3 separate regions of the Homo sapiens genome follow, and regions 2 and 3 are each linked to region 1. Evidence: chromatin loops called from intact Hi-C (ENCODE). Cell type or tissue: right lobe of liver. All regions are shown on one strand. Each heading gives the region's core, and the rest is flanking DNA. Links, peaks and the distances in the headings are about the cores only. Region 1 overlaps NDFIP2 (Nedd4 family interacting protein 2). Region 2 has its middle 29 kb from the start of RBM26-AS1. Region 3 overlaps RBM26-AS1 (RBM26 antisense RNA 1).

The links. Peaks named below come from ENCODE experiments on the same cell type or tissue, not always from the same donor. Only the 100,000 strongest peaks of a DNase experiment are listed, where the experiment ranks them.
Region 2: a loop joins it to region 1, with 2.8 times the contacts of the local background. A loop is called at or near these places in 104 of 110 quality-filtered maps.
Region 3: it touches region 1 in a loop (3-fold over the local background); 99 of 110 quality-filtered maps call a loop at or near these places.

What each region holds. Positions count from the first base shown.
Region 1 is chr13:79,532,387-79,537,953 of GRCh38, reverse strand. It overlaps NDFIP2 (Nedd4 family interacting protein 2), which reads right to left. Exons shown (of 8, transcript NM_019080.3): 3 at 4,498-4,631. Among named protein-coding and RNA genes, the nearest start is that of LINC01068, 32 kb to the left of the region's middle. In right lobe of liver, for the core only: no CTCF peak of the experiment used is centred there; no DNase peak of the experiment used is centred there; H3K27ac peaks cover 279 bases.
Region 2 is chr13:79,432,631-79,438,197 of GRCh38, reverse strand. No RefSeq gene overlaps it. Among named protein-coding and RNA genes, the nearest start is that of RBM26-AS1, 29 kb to the right of the region's middle. In right lobe of liver, for the core only: no CTCF peak of the experiment used is centred there; no DNase peak of the experiment used is centred there.
Region 3 is chr13:79,412,572-79,418,138 of GRCh38, reverse strand. It overlaps RBM26-AS1 (RBM26 antisense RNA 1), which reads right to left. Exons shown (of 7, transcript NR_038991.1): 2 at 5,232-5,457; 3 at 2,775-2,877; 4 at 223-304. Among named protein-coding and RNA genes, the nearest start is that of RBM26-AS1, 9.0 kb to the right of the region's middle. In right lobe of liver, for the core only: no CTCF peak of the experiment used is centred there; no DNase peak of the experiment used is centred there.

The DNA.
Region 1 (5,567 bases), core at 217-5,216:
GCTATGCTTCCTATACAGTCTGCAGAACTGTAAGTCAATTAAACCTCTTTTCTTTATAAATTCCCCAGTCTTGGGTATTTCTTTATAGCAGTGTGAAAATGGACTAATACGGTACACATCATCTCAGTTGAGTGTGAATAACTCAATTTTGTGAGGCCAAGTCTGAGAAGCTAGGGCTCTGCTCAATATCACATAATTAGGAGGGTCAAAGTGGAACTTGAATCCAGGACACTGATGTTGTTTCCACACAATCATGGTAGTCTCACTAAGCATACTGCTATCCTGAAATAAAAAAACTTTCAAAACCATTTTATATTGCTTATTATTCGGGCACAAAGATCCCTTAAATTGTGCAATCATATATCATAGGTAAACTCAATATACTAAATTTAATGACTGGCCATGACTAAGTGCATATTTATAAAATTTTAAATAATTTCAAATTAATTCAAGAAATAAACATTAAAGCACAGTAAGAACAAAAAATTGTCAGTGTGATGGCAAAAATATATTTCATACTGTGTATTTTAAAACATCAGTCCAGGCCAGGTACAGTGGCTCATGCCTGTAATCCCAGCACTTTGGGAGGCCGAGGTGGGTGGATCACTTGAAGTCAGGAGTTCAAGACTAGCCTGACCAACATGGCGAAACCCATCTCTACTAAAAATACAAAAACAAATTAACCAGATGTGGTGGCGTGCTCCTGTAGTCCCAGCTACTCAAGAGGCTAAGGCAGGAGAATCATTTGAACTGGGGAGGCGGAGGTTGCACTGAACTGAGATTGCACTACTGCATTCCAGCCTAGGAGACAGAGTGAGACTGCGCCTCAAAAACAAAACAACCACCACCAAAAAATCAATACAGAAATTTTATCAAAAGTCATCATTTAGGAAAAAAAAAAAAATTAAGACAAGATCTCACTCTCACCCAGGCTGGAGTGCAGTGGCACAATCATGGCTCACTGCAGTCTTCATCCGGGATCACTACAGCCTCAATCTCCTGGGCTCAAGTGATCTTCCCACTTCAGCCTTCCAAGTTGCTGGAACTACAGGTGCATGCCACCACACCTAGCTGATTTTTTTTTTTCTTTTTAGTGGAAATAAGGTCTCGCTGTGTTGCCCAGGCTGGTCTCAAACTCCTGAGCTCAAGCAACCTGCTTGCCTCAGCCTCCCAAAGTGCTGAGATTACAGGAGTGAGTCACTGCAATATGCCCAAAGATGTCTTTTATAATATTAATAGAAAAAATCGAAACACAAACATTTGAAAATAATTGTTCACTCTAGAGGAATGGCCACTAAGTTTCAATAGCATATTGATTACAGGGAATTTAACTATTAAGTAACAGGGAAATATTTATATAAGATGTTTAAAAAATAAAATGGTATCTAGGCAATAATTTCAACTACATTAAACATTAATTTGTGAATCCTGAAATTGGTAAAGACATCAAAATATTTTAAAATAGAGAGCTGTAACAGAACACCTGTGGTGTTTTCCTCTTTCTATTTTCCCACATTGGCTAACACAAAGAAAGCATTCATTAACTTAATCAACTGTCATTGACTAAACAACAAAAATGTGCCTGATAAATAACTAGGTACTGGGAATGTAAATGCAAGATCTCTGTCCTGGTGTTGCTCATGATTTATCTAGTCAAAAGACAAGTTACTGCAACAATTTAAAACAAGTTACAAAAAAAGAGCCCTACCCATTATAAGATGAAATGAGTCTACCTGAAGAACAAGCCATGTTCTAAACATCTTATAAAATTAATAGTTTGGAATTAGCATTTTTCATAGAAATATTAACAATGAGTTGTCATTTTCAGAAATCTACTTAACCATTCCATAACATACGTGCAATTCTACACATCAGAAATAGGAAATAGTAAAAACAGTAGTTTTAAAGTCTCTTGACTATCTATATTCTCCCAGTGAGAGTTGATTTAGGAAACAAGCTTTCAACTCACCCAGCTGAGACTCATTTACAACTGAATGTACTCAAATGCTAATTTGATGAGACTTTTTTTCAATTTTTAAATTTTGTTTGTAATTGACAAAAACTGTATATATTTATGATGTATTACATGATGTTTTAAAATGTGTATACATTGTGGAGTGGCTAAATTGAGCTAATTACCATGTACAGTACCTCAAATATTTTTTTTGTGCAAGAACGCTTAAAATCTACTCTCCTAGCAATTTTCAAGCATTGACCAATTTTTCATCTCAATCAGGTAATGGAGACTCATATGCAAACATTCATACTCTGCACAAAGAGGGTGCTGAAGCACCGGGTTAGGAAGCACTGGTAAATTTATAAGATTTTTTACAAGACCTAAGTTAGTCTCTTGTACACAATTCTATTAATACTTTGCTGTCTATGAAATTTTCCACAATGCTCACAAGCTGGGGTTACAATGATATCAGAAGCAGGTAAAAACAGGGAGCTTTTCTTTATGGACATGTTCCAATTCTGGCTGAGGATTACATTTACTTTCTAAAACAGGGTGCTGGAAATGATGACAATGAGGGAATGGAACAGTAATACTTCAGACTTTTCTCTTCAAAAGGGGTAAAATCAACTTTTCTCAAAGCACACTTACCAAGACTTAATGCTTCCTACCTTGTCTTTAGAATTCTATCCTATTGTATGGAAGTTAGGGCAGTAAATGATCTACGGTCCATAATACTTCTTAAGGTCTCTGGGCAAACACCCCCTGAGAAAAGGAGTTATTGGGACTTTCATAGCTAGAGAGGAATCAATCTACTTCACTGAGAGATGTGCATGTTCATTTACAAATATATGTGTTCTAAGTAACCGAGAACTTATTTAGACAAAAATACCCTATTTAGATCTATCCTCCTCCTCTGTGATGTTCCCCTCAAAGCAACAAAAATTCTTATTGACTCAGCTATATTATGCCACTGTGTTAAGAGACTTACTTTCCTCCTCTGTGAAGGAAAAGGCATAAAAAATAAATTCGGAGTTTACTGTCTTTATCTACCTTCATAACTGTGTCCAAAGCTATTTATGTTGACGTTTAACCCTGTGTGTGCTGGAAGAGGGTAGTAGGAGCAGGCATAAATAGGGTTATTGCTGATCAAAGAAACACATTCAGGGCACATGCTCTTCTCTCAGAGGATCTGCTTGCTGGGCTCTGACCTCATAGCAGCTAGAGGAGAATGCCATACATGGAAGCACATCTCTCTCCCTTGACTCCTCACCTAATTCTAGCTTTCCTGGGTGAATTGATTTTTTTGTCTTTTTCCCGAACAAAATGGGGTGAATCCAGGGATCTGAAACGGCATCTCTCAAGTCTGAAGCAAGAAAAAAAAGGCAAAAAATTCTAGCCCTCCTTGCAGCCACACTAAAATGTAAATAATTTCTGCCTCTTACCTGGCTGCAGAATAGTAGATGTGTATGTATCTCACTGACTCTCCATTACTGAGACAGCCACTCCATTTACCAGAGCAAAGAGTAATACACATGTATCTCATTAACTCCATTACTAAAACATGTAGATGAGGAAGACAGAATGCTTGATCATCATTCCAAAATTCTAGAGTAGAATGTTATCAAAAAAAAAAAAAAAAAAAAAAACAGCTGACAAAAATAATTTGAAGGCCTTGTAACATTTCTCTGTGTTTTTTGGCTACCTTGAGTTCTTTCACAGTCACTAAACTGGCTATGCTAATATAGAAACATAAATAGAAAAAAAGATGATTCACAATTAAAATGATAGGCCATGGAATTCAAACTATGTAAGAAGATAAATAAGTACATGGACAGCAAAGAGGTCAGTGGACTTGAGGTCCAGGCAAAGAGAAGAACTTTCCAAGTGGTGGTAACCAGAGTGAGTGAGTTAGGATGCGAAGTGAAGGCTAACACATGAGGGGCCTGAAATCAAAATTTAGGAAGGGATAAGCGGGGAAGAGCAATAGAAAAGAGGAAGTCAAGGGATAAAGAAGGTGAATTTAACTAGGAGAATGCCAATTTCAACAAAAAGTGACCACACACATAAGCAACAGTAGAACAAATACAGTAACCCTTCAACAATACACGGGTTAGGGACACCGACCCACCTGCATGCGGTAGAAAATTTGAGTATAACTCTGACTTCCCCAAAACTTAACGACTCACAGCCTATTGTTAACTAGAAGCCTTACTGATAACATAAACAGTCGATAATACATAAACTACTATTTACATGTATTTTATACATTCATTACAGGCCTTTTCTTAATTTTTTTGATATTTCTAGGCTATGCAATTTGTCCCAAGTTTTTTCAAATTGCTGCAGATCTCCAAAATATTTTTCCAATATATTTATTTAAAACAATCTGCATACAAGTAGACCTGTGCAGTTTAAACCCATAATGCTCAAAAAAAATCTACATACACACTTACACACAAAGAACTGTTTTTAGTATTACTAAATGTATATATCAATTAACGAAAATAATTTTATCAAAAGAAATGATGAAATTTTCTTACTCTTTGAGATGTTTCTGCTGCTGCAGCTGCCATTGCAGCAGCTTTAGCCTTCTCAGCTTCATCGTATGTAGGAAGAGAGGTAGCAACGCTATAGGGAGGTGGCACGGGATAAAACTCACCGTAAACTTCTGTATCTGAAGAAAGAATTCAAAAAGAATAACCAATAAAATCTATTTAATTTTGTAGCCATAGCCATGACTTAATAATTTACAACTGGCCACCAATACAGGACTACTATTGCTATTATAGGCCTATGTTATAAGCTATAAAATATATAAATTACTATTACAATCATATATCTTACTTTAGTCCAAATTTATTATAAAGAGAAAGAATGGATAAATACCGTTTAAAGGCTAATACACTAAACAAGAACCTCTAGAATGAAATTCTGAAAAAGAGTGCCAGACAAGAGAAGTAAGAATCTCATAATATATGAGTATTCTCTATGTGCTTATTAGTATGCACAAAGAACTTAGTTTACTTGCCCACTATCTCACAGCCAAAAAAGCAAAAAGAAAAAGTAATAATAACAAACATTTACATAATACTAACCATTTCATATACCACTTCTGTATACATTGATCTTAGCATCTCTGAGGTTCAGGAAAGTTAAGTTACTTGCACAATATTAAACATTTAAGTGGCAGACACAGGAAGCTCCTGACCCCAAATACTTTGCTCCGATAACATACAAGGGGTAATTTTTTTACACATCTTGATTTCAGCAACGGCTCTAATCTCTTAAGCAAATTCAGTATTTCCCTTTGCTAAAAGATTGAAGTTTTACTTTTCCACTCTTGTCCCTTTCTCTTCCCATTTTTCCTTTATCCAGCTAGTTCTTTAGATTTCCTTTTATAAGTATTTCTCACCCCAATTTTTGAAATATAATCTCCAGAAATACATTACAATAGAAAATACAGACTGCTTATTTTAAAAATAAAACCCATCACTTATTACAACATAAGTAATAAAGTAAAGTGCTATACAGGTCAATCAACTCATTAGACTTATGCTAGAGTCACTGACACACACACAAAAAAGGGAGGTTCTAAAAGTAGCATACACCA
Region 2 (5,567 bases), core at 357-5,356, 100 kb after region 1:
ATATATGCAATTGATTTTCCATGTAATCTTATATGTTTCTTATATATTTTATATACTCCAAACATTTTCTTAATAGGGGTACATTGGCTTTACCAGACTGACAAGGGCCCCATGATATAAAAGAAAGTTAACAAACCCTGGTTAGGTATAAATTACTTTCTATCTATGTAAATAATGACATTCACTGGCCTTTGCTATCACATTTTCACTTAAATAATTCTATTATTTTCAACTCATTTTTTTTTCCTATTTTTAACACCTTTAACAAAATATATCATATATTATAAAATTCACCTATTTCTTGTGTAAAATTTGATAATTGTAATAACTTTATCAAGTGGTGCAACCATCACCATAAGTCACCTTTAGAACATTTTCATCTCTGCAATTAGATCCTGCATGCCCATTTATGGTCTTTAGCTCATTATTAGGTATATTGAATGAAATTGCATTCCACCTAGGATGCAATTGATTGTAAATATTTTTATGTTACAAAAGTGAGTCTATAATAAAAATTCTGCAACAGTGCTGACACTTACCATAGCATCACATTTTAGAAACAAAATTAATTAAAAAATACTCGTTCTAGGTTAATGGTTACAAACATGCAGTTAGAAGAAACAGGTTCTAGTGTTTGATAGTACAGTAGTTTGACTATAGTTAACAATATATTATATATTTCAAAATATCTAGAAGAGAAGATTTGAAATGTTCCCAATACAAAGAAATGATAAATGTTCAAGGTGATGGATATCCTAAATACCTTGACTTGATCATTATACATTCTATATATGTATCAAAATATTACACATATACACTATAAATATGTACAAATATGTATAAATACAAAAATTTAAAAATATTCATTCTAATTGATTCTGGCAGGAGTCATCAATGGATACAAAAACTAGTGTGATAATGTTTGAGGAGTAACCGGATAGTTATGTAATCTCAAAATATCTTTCCATAAAGCATTTATTAATTATAATGGGTAAAACAATGTTAAAGTGGAGAAACATGACAAGCATCAACTTAGCCAAATGGTCAAGGTTAACATCACCAATAATAGGACAAATTAACAGCAAATGCCTTCTAAGATGGTGCACCAAGAAGAACATAGCATCATTTGTCTGGTAATCCTGCCAAAAGTATATAACTTGAATCTAATCAGGAGGAAACATCAGACAAACTCCAATGTGAAGGACAGCATGCAAAATAATTGTCCCATACTCTTAAAAACATCAGCTTCAGTGGGCACTGTGACTCATGCCTGTAATCCCAGCAATTTGGGAGGCCAAGATGGGAGGACCACTTGAGCTCAGGAGTTTGAGACCAGCTTGAGCAACATAGCAAGACATTGTCTCTACAAAAAATTTTTTAAAAAATTAGCCAGGCATGGTGGCACCTGCCTGTGGTTCCAGCTACTCGGCAACACAGTGAGATTCTGTCAAAAAAAAAAAAAAAAAAGAGGCTGGGCGTGGTGGGATCACGAGGTCAAGAGATGGAGACCATCCTGGCCAACATGGTGAAACCCTGTCTCTACTAAAAATACAAAAATTAGCTGGGTGTGGTGGCGCACACCTTAGTCCCAGCTACTCGGGAGGCCAAGGCAGGAGAATCGCTTGAACCCTAGAGGCAGAGGTTGCAATGAGCTGAGATCATACCACTGCACTCCAGCCTGGCAACAGAGCGAGGCTCCATCTAAAAAAAAAAAAAAGTCAGCTTCATGAAATACCCGAAAGACTTTCTATAAAGAAAGCCTCAGGAATTCCATAATATAGGCAAGTAAAGAGATAAGGGCTGTATATTAAGTAATAGTATTATATCAGAGTTAATTTCCTAATTTTTATAATTATGCTGTGATGTAAGAAAATGTCCTTGGTTTTAGGAACTACACACTAAAGTGTATAGCAGGAAAAGACATTATATCTACAACTTATCCTTTTAAAAATAAATTTTATGGTGTATATTTGAGAGTTACAACATGTTATGGTATACATACAGACAGTAAAATAGTTACTATAGTGAAGCTGATTAACATATCTATTATCTCGCATAGTTTCTATTTTCGTGGTAAGAGCAGCTAAGATCTACTTCATTAAAAATTTCTAATGCAATATAATTTTATTGACTTTAGTCCTCATGTTGTACATTAGATCTCTAAACTTGTTCATCCTACATACTTTCTATTTGGTATCCTCTGACCTACATCTCCCCATTTCTTCCCCACTCTGCCTCCCCTGCCATGGTAACCACTGTTTTATTCTCTAGCTGTGTGTATTTGAAGTCTTTTTTTTTTTTTAATTCCACATGTAAGTGAGGTCATGCAATATTTTTCTTTCTCTGTCTGGCTTATTAACATAATGTTCTTCAGGTTGTTCCAGGTTGTGGAAAATGGCAGGCTTTCCTTTTATATGAGGCCAAACAATATTCCAGTGTGTATATATATATACACACATACACACCCATTTTCTTTAGCCATTCATCTCTCAACGGACACTTAGATTGTTTTCATATCTTGACCATTGTGACTAATGCTGCAGTAAACATTGGAATGCAGATATCTTTATGAGGTGGTGATTTTGTCTTCTTTGGGTATATACAGAGAAGAGAATTTGCTGGGTCATATGGTAGTTCTATTTTTAATTTCTTTAGAAACCTCGCACTGGTTTTTATAATGGCTATGCCAATCTTCATTCCACCAACTGTGTGCCAGGGTTCCTTTTCTTCCACACATTTGCCAATACTTACTATCTCTTGTCTTTTTGATAACAGCCATCTTTATAGGTGTGAGATGATAACACACAGTGGTTTTAATGTGCATTTCCCTTATTGTTAGTGAGGTTGAGCATCTTTTTATATATACCTCTTGGCCATTTTTATGTCTTCTTTGGAAAAATGTTTGTCTTCAACTTACTTTTAAATGGTTAAGAAAATGTATTTGCGTGGTGTGTGTGCGTGTGTGTGTGTGGAGAGAGAGGAGGAGGAGGAAAAGAGGAAATAAAAATTAACATTTGGGGAATCTGGGTAAAGATTATTCTGAAATTCTTTGTACAGTTCTTGAAACTTCTATAAGTATTAAATTATGTTAAATGAGAAAAAAAGCACTTAGTCTTAAGTGTACCCACTGTCATACTGAACACTGAGAGTTCTTATACCTCAATTTATACTCTACTATCAGTTATCTTTAGCTACTGGGGTAAATTTTCTCAATAGACTTTTTTTGATGTGCCCCATTTGCTTCTTTATTTGAGTCTTTGTGCTCTCTTGTTTTGTTTATTACTTCCCTAGGGCAGATGATGCTGAGTTTCAAACATATGGCCATTTTTATTTTCTGCCAATCACCTACAAAAAAAATGCTAAGAAAGACCAGTCATTGTGATAAACTAAAATAAGATATGGAAAATGTGGAAAAGAATGAGTCATGTATTTTGGGAGTCAGCAGCTTTGGTTGGCCACTGATTCAATTCACGACCTTGGAAAAAACCATGTCATTGCTTTATGCCCTATTCTCCTCATAATCTTTTCCCCAGAGCTTATATTACAGAGTGTTGACAGGATTAACTTATGATTGTGCATCTCTTTGAATCTCCATGATTTAGGTATTAAAGAAGTTGCCACAAATAAATATCCCTAAAAATAGTGTGCTTATGCAAATCCTCTTCTTGATATTTTGGTGGTTGTTTTAGAACTGTAAATGCTTTTCAGAAAACTCACAGTATTTCTGTGAGTTTTCTGAACTCACATTGGCTTGTGGTATACTTTTTCCCTGTGGATATTGTATTATTGAGTATTATTAAAGACAATAGAAAATCATACAAGAGATTTATTAAATCTCCATTATGTTTCCTGTTTTGCGTTTTCATTTCTAGACTGGAAGTGCCTAAATTATGATTTTTTTCTTCCAGGTTTTTACCTTCTGCGTCAAGCATACTATTTTTGCCTTCCTGGTGTCTATTCACTCTTTTTCTGGCATCAGCATGCTGAGTTTCTTTCAGGGAAATATGCCTCCCCCAACTTAGTTTATCTGATTTAATTGGGACTGACCCAGGGAGATGGGGTCCGTGAAGCAGATCCGACCAATCAAAGCAGCACATGTCCTATCCACAGGAACGAAATATGATACCAAGGACCATGAGTCCCACGCATAACTCTTACCAAAATTATTGAGAAACGGGTGATCTCTTTCCACTGGGATTGCTAAACTGGGAAAATGGAAGTCTGGTCTTTCTAGCAGCTATCTCACTAACCTGAGGAAAGAATATGTCTAAGCCTGTTTCCAACCGAGTTGAAAGCAGAGCTGAGAAATAAAAGGAAGAAGTTTCCTTTTATTTAACGATTATTTAAGCACCTAGATTGGGTATGCCTGTATAGAGATACCTGAGGTTTGCTAATGTGGGTCAATATATTTCCTTTCCTTTCTTCTGCCCTCCTTCCTCCTCCTCTGTCTCCTTCTCTTTCTCCTTTTTCTTCTCCCTCTTCTTCCTCTTTTTGCTTAAGTTTGTTGATAGAGCTCTGACTAAATCATTTGGTGCATGTGGTAGAGATAGCTAGTTGCTTATTCAATATCCATTTTCCCCTTTATTCTCAGCAACGTAACTTCAGTTTTATTCAAGATGTCAATGGCCCCCACTTTAAAAATGCACTTCACAGCCTCTTTCATAGATAGGCATGACCATGTAACTACATACAGGCCAAAAAGATATAGGCAGAAGTTATAGCATGGGATTTATTAGAAGGCTCTTATTAACAGAAGCTCAGATGAGTTCATTTGTTCCTTGTCCTTCTGCTTATTCCTGCCTGGAATGGACATATGATGGTTGTGTCAGGGGACCAGCTGGAAACCTCTGTGGCTGGCAGTGCCTTCTGCCTGAGTATTACTTGCTCCCACTGGGCTCATTCCACCCACTCGGCCTGGCAGGCTGCACTCAGCTCGCGCTACCGGCCCGGATCCCACACCTGCTAAATGTGAGCCAGGCACAGAGTAGCAAGGGGTGTGTGTGCGAACAAGTGCGGGGTCCAGCCGCTGTGCACACCCAGGCACACTGGCTGCTGCAGTGGGGCAGGCAGCTCCAGGCACTGGCATAGGTGCCGGCTGTGTGCAAGGCTGTGGCTAGATGAGATGTACTGCACGTGGCTTCTGCTGCAGGCACCTACATCTGGCCAAGGGGAACACAGTGCCACCTGGAAGCTTGGAGACGCCAGGAACCACAGAAACCCAAAGAGGGGGTGGGGTCATAGCCCTGGCTCGGGGAGCCCCTAGGTCTGGGATCCCCAAAGGGCCACAGCTCTTTTCTTCTTCTCTCTTCTTTCCTCATTGCCCGTAACATGGCGAGTGCAGGGGCATGTTTCAGCTCTGTTTGTGTTATAGCTCTTTTAATCCCGCCATTAGCGGGTCCAGAGTTTTTGTCCCACCTCCAGGAAGAATTAAGTATGCAGATTCTGGAGGGTGAGCAAGGCAAAGAGGTGCTTTATTGAGTGCCAGAAAAGCTCAGAGGAGACCTTCAGTGGGTAGCTCCTCTGCGCAAGCAGGTTGTCCGGTCATCTGCCAAGTCGGGTGGAGTCCG
Region 3 (5,567 bases), core at 335-5,334, 120 kb after region 1:
CTCTAAAAATATATTCATGCCTCTGTGTTGATGATTTATTCAGCATATACCAGTTCATCTATTGCATAATGCAGTACTGTTCTGGGAACTGCAGATACATGGTATGGCACCATTGTAGAATGTAAAAAGTGGAGAATGGGAGAAGCTTAAGAACTAGGCAGGTGTCAATTAATGAAAGATGTAAGAAAGCATGTGGTTAAGGATGTGGTGTTGATTACTGACCTGAGTTCAACCTCTGCCATTGACTCATTCTATAAACTTGGGCAACTTGAAGCTTAATTTCCTCAGCTGTAAACTGGGAATGCTAAATTGTGAGAATAAATAAATGTAAAGCATTTAGAACAGTGCTTAATACCATAAAACACAGTTAATTTCAATTAAGTATTACAATTAATAAATTTGTACTTTAGCCTGGGATATGGGGAGCCAATAAGGGTTTACATGATTAGAGGGGGCTTTAATGGATTTCTTTGGCTGCAGTGTATCATCTGGGTTGAATGACAATGAGTAGATTCTAGGTATGCCTAGGAGGAAGACTCAATAGATATTCATTGGGATATTAATTGGATAGTGGTAAAAGGAGAAGGATGATACTTAGATTTTTGACTTGAGCAATTGGATGATGGTGGCTTTCTATGAGTTACATATCACAGGAAAGGGGCAAAATTGGTTAGTGAAGATAATGAGTTTAGTTTTAGAGACTGATTTGAGATGCCTAGAAGACATCCAAGTAATGACCTTTGGGAAACATCAGCATGGATATAGGAGTTGAAATAGTAAAAATAGATAAGATGGGTTGGGGATCATGTTTAGATTGAAAAAAGACCAACAGGAATTCCAAGGCACATCCATATGAAGTGTGGTTGAAGTTCAAGAAGGATACATTACAGTATTCAGAAAAATCAGGGGGAAAAACCCAAGAAGATTGTGATGCAATAAAAATAGCAGGGAAAAAAGTGTTTCAAGAAAAAAACATGTGAACAATGTTGTCAAATGTTATATTTGATCAAATAACACAAGACTAAATGTGGATACTACATTTGGTCAGTGTCAGCGAAAAGCAAGTCACTGATAACCTTGGCAAGAAGTGTTTTGGTAAAATGATAGAGACAGAAGCTAGTTCATACTGAACTGGAGTGATGGAAGAGAGGAACCTGGGACAATGAGTACAAACAACTCTTGCTTGCCTATAAAGAGAAAAGGAAAGAATGGTGGCTGAAAGCAGATCTTCAAATGATAGAGCTGAATAGTTGTTTTTTTAACAACTTTGAAAAGATCAACACCATTAACACTCTAGTTCAAACTTCCAACATCTCACATGGACCATTACAATATTCTCCTAATTGTTTCCTTCTTCTACCACTCCCCATTGTATCTTTCTTGGCTACCCCCACCTCAGCCCCATACATTCTCCACACAAATCTAATTATAGCCTTTCCTTACTCATGTAAGCCAGTTGTAGAAGGCTCTTCCTTCTTGAACTAGAATGGGTATACCTCTTAATATTCTCTAGTGAGAGAGATCAGAGAAGCTATGGGGCCTCACACTACTGATGAGTGTTCATCTCTATCCTGTAATTCATCTGCTGGTAAGTGTTTATTCTTACTTAATAATTCACAAAAGGAAGGGTGGTAGCCCCCACTTTGCTCTCAGTATTGGCTGGTCTCCCTGCAGGTACTCTTCCTTCCCTGGGCCCTACCACACCTGAGCTTCCCAAACTGAACAAACGCCAATGATGTTTTCAGCAGTAGTTTCATAGAAGCATTCTAAAACATACCAAAGCAGTACAGAGTAAGAGGACTAAGAGTTACTCTATTAATACACTGAGCTCTTTATTTCTTTCCTTTATTTCACATAAGGAGAGAAAAAAGTTCTTACATTTTAGGAAAGCACTGTCCAATAAAAATATGTGAGCTGCATATGTAATTTTAAGTTTTCTAGGGGCCACATTTTTAAATAAAAAATAATAATAATAAGGTGAGGGCCAGGCACAGTGGCTCATGCCTGTAATCCTAGCACTTTGAGAGGCCAAGGCGGGCAGATCACTTAAGGACAAGAGTTCAAAACTAGCCTGGCCAACATGGTGAAACCCTGTCTCTACTAAAAATACAAAAAAATTAGATAGGTGTGGTGGCAGGCACCTGTAATCCCAGCTACTCAGGAGGGTGAGACAGGAGAAATCACTTGAACCTGGGAGGCAGATGTTGCAGTGAGCAGAGATCACGCCACTGCACTCCAGCCTGGGCAACAGAGCGAGACTCCGTCTCAAAAAAAAGAAAAGTGAAATTAATTTTATTAATATACTTTATTTAGTATATTAATAGGCCAATATATCCAAATATTCTTTCAATGTGCAATTAATGTAAAAATTAAGATATTTTACTTTCTGGTTGTTGAGGAACAAGTGAAAAACATTGTTCACGTTTTTTCTAAGGCTTTGAAATCTGATGCACATTTTATACTTACTGCACACCACAATTCTAAATAGCCACAAGAACTTAACAGCTACACATTGCTAGTGGCTATGGTATGTGGCAGTGTAGTTTGTTCTACCCCTATGTTTACTATTCATTTGCTATGAAAACAGTTTGTGATGGATGCTGCTTCCACAGCCAGGAATTGGTCCAGCCCGATGCTGTTAAGGGAGTCAACTCTTTCTTCTGGGAAGGAAGGTCAAATCCTGTGTGAGCTTTGGCAGTTACATGAAATGCAGGCTTTGAGCTCATTCCTAAATTCTGGTTTACCTTGTATGGTAGATTATATTATAAACTCACTTATGTTTGCTGCTCCTCCTTGCTCCAGCCTATTTTGAATCAGGCTTGGTCACATGACTTGCTCTGGTCAATGAAATGTGGAAAGAAGTGATGTTGTCCACTTCTGTGAGCAGAAATTGTAGGAGACAATACACGGTTTGTCATAATCTCTTTTGTGTCCACCATTATGACTGACAACATCCCAAACACACAGAGGCTACTCCATCAGCCTGGGACCTGAAGGGAGGAACACGTGGAGTAGAGGTGCAGCTAACCTGTAATGGACATGCAGGGTTTGAGAGAAATGAACCCTTGTTGTTCATTACTGCAGCCAAACCTAGCCTCTTCCTAACTTATGCACTATTGTTTGTGGGTGATGTAGATTGTTTTTTCTCTTTGTTGTCTGGAGGAATGGGATAGTGCAGCTTTAAAACTTTAGAGTGTGTCTCCTAAGGGCATTCATTATGCCTGATGTTTGTTATTGCAATGTTATTGGTTGTTTTCCTGGCTTAGGTTCTGGCCCCCAATAAAAATGGCTTCAAATTTCAAAAGCCCTAATTAAGGTTCTACATCATTACCTTTTTAACAGTTTTGTCCTAAGGCTACTAAGGAACTAAGAACAATATGTAAAGGTGAATTTTCTTCAAAAGATTATCTGTGTCTTCCCACACTTCAATTAATAAGCAAATAAGATTTCTTTTCTGATTTTTTTCCCCCTGATTTTTGGCTTGAAAGACAGAGATACCTCTACAATAAATATTTGTTGAAAAAAAAAGGAATGAAATGAAATGATATGATAGCAGCTTTCTAGGTGGGATCATATGCATATAAGCATGTATATACCTACTTATGAAATCCATGGTGGAAGTTTATGAATCTGCTTTCTCTTGAATAGGTTTTCTTTAAGTATTTATTCTTATAATAACTAACAAATGCCATTTGTAGTGACAGGTGAGTGAACCCAAGGATTCTTGACTCTGAGCTGACAGACTGTCACCTAGGTTACGGGTTTTATTCTCCAATTCATTCATTCAACAAGAGAACCTGCCATGTGCTATCAACTTCTCTAAGCGCAAGAGATACATTTGCAGAAAAGAGGCAAAATCTCTGCTTTCCTGGAACTTCCATTGTAGCCAGTCTGTTAGGCCTTCCCAGAGATCTTTTTGTTTTCTGGGTCTCTCCGCCTTAACAGATTTTTTTTAAAGGTTTTTTATTATGGAAAATTTCAATATGTAAGAGCTGAAAGAATTATAACCATCCCCATCATCCAGTTTCAACCACAATCAACTCATAGCCAATCTTATTTCATTGATACTCTACTCTCTCTCCTTATTCCATTTCAAATCATTTTGATAGCACAAGTATCACATCATATCACTAATATGATTTTTAATAATATTACATACATGTTTTTCCTCTGAGGACACTTACCTGTCCTCATTTGACAGTTTGTATGGGAGACTTTGTGAGTGTCTGCATGTGTGTGCGTATGAACATGCAATATATGTATATATACCTTTTTAATGTTATTACCCACCATAACCACATCCATAAACAGTTCCACAGCACCTATGGAGATGGAGTCATAATTAATCATGGGTATAAACAGTGCCCACTGAAGAGTTGGTGATTGCCTCTCAAAGCTTTTTAGCTAGGTGTGGTGACTCATGCCTGTAATCCCAGCACTTTGAGAGGCCAAAGCAGGCAGATCACTTGAGCTCAAGAGATCAGCCTGGGCAACATGGTGAAACCCCGTCTACCAAAAATACAAAAAGAAAATTAGCCAGGCGTGGGTGGCATGTGCCTGTGGTCCCAGTTACTCAGGAGGCTGAGGTGAGAGGATCACTTGAGCCCAGGAGGCAGAGGTTGTAGTGAGCTGAGATTATGCCACCGCACTCTAGCCTGTGTGACACAGAGAGACTCCATCACACACACATAAAAAACAAAAAACAAAAAAAGCTTTTTGTTTTTTTGAGACAGGGTCTCAGTCTGTTTCCCAGGCTGGAGTGCAGTGGCGTGATCTTGGCTTGCTGCAACCTTCGCCTCCTGTGTTCAAGTGATTCTCCTGCCTCGGCCTTCCAAGTAGCTGGGATTACAGGTGTGTGCCACTGGGCTTGGCTAATTTTTGTATTATAATAGAGACATGGTTTTGCCATGTTGGCCAGGCTGGTCTCAAACTCCTGACCTCAGGTAATCCACCCGTCAGCCTCCCAAAGTGCTGGGATTACAGGCGTGAGCCACTGCGCTCGGCCTTAAAAAAGCTTTTTATGCCAGAAGTGCTCTGGTTCAATTTAGGGGGATATGATAGTATGGTTTTTTTTTTTTTTTTTTTTGAGATGGAGTCTCGCTCTATTGCCCTGTTGCTCAGGCTGGAGTACAGTGGCGCAATCTCGGTTCACTGCAACCTCTGCGTCCTGGGTTCAAGTGATTCTCCTGCCTCAGCCTCCCTTCCAAGTAGCTGGGATTACAGGAACTCACCATCATGTCCAGCTAATTTTTGTATGTTCAGTAGAGATGGGTTTCACCATGTAAGCCAGGCTGGTCTCGAACTCCTGACCTCAAGTGATCTGCCTTCTTCAGCCTCCCAAAGTGCTGGGATTACAGGTGTGAGCCACTGTGCCTTGCCTGGGATACGATACCATGTATGTCTTCTGATCCCAGTTTACAACATCAGTAATTGCTCAAGCGTTTCCTCTTGAATTACCTAAGGATATCACAAAAGTGTTACTTTTCTTTGCAAGTCATCAGTGTCTTAACACAGATAAGAAAACTATATTCCCTTTATTAACATGACCTTGATCTTCTAGGAAAATA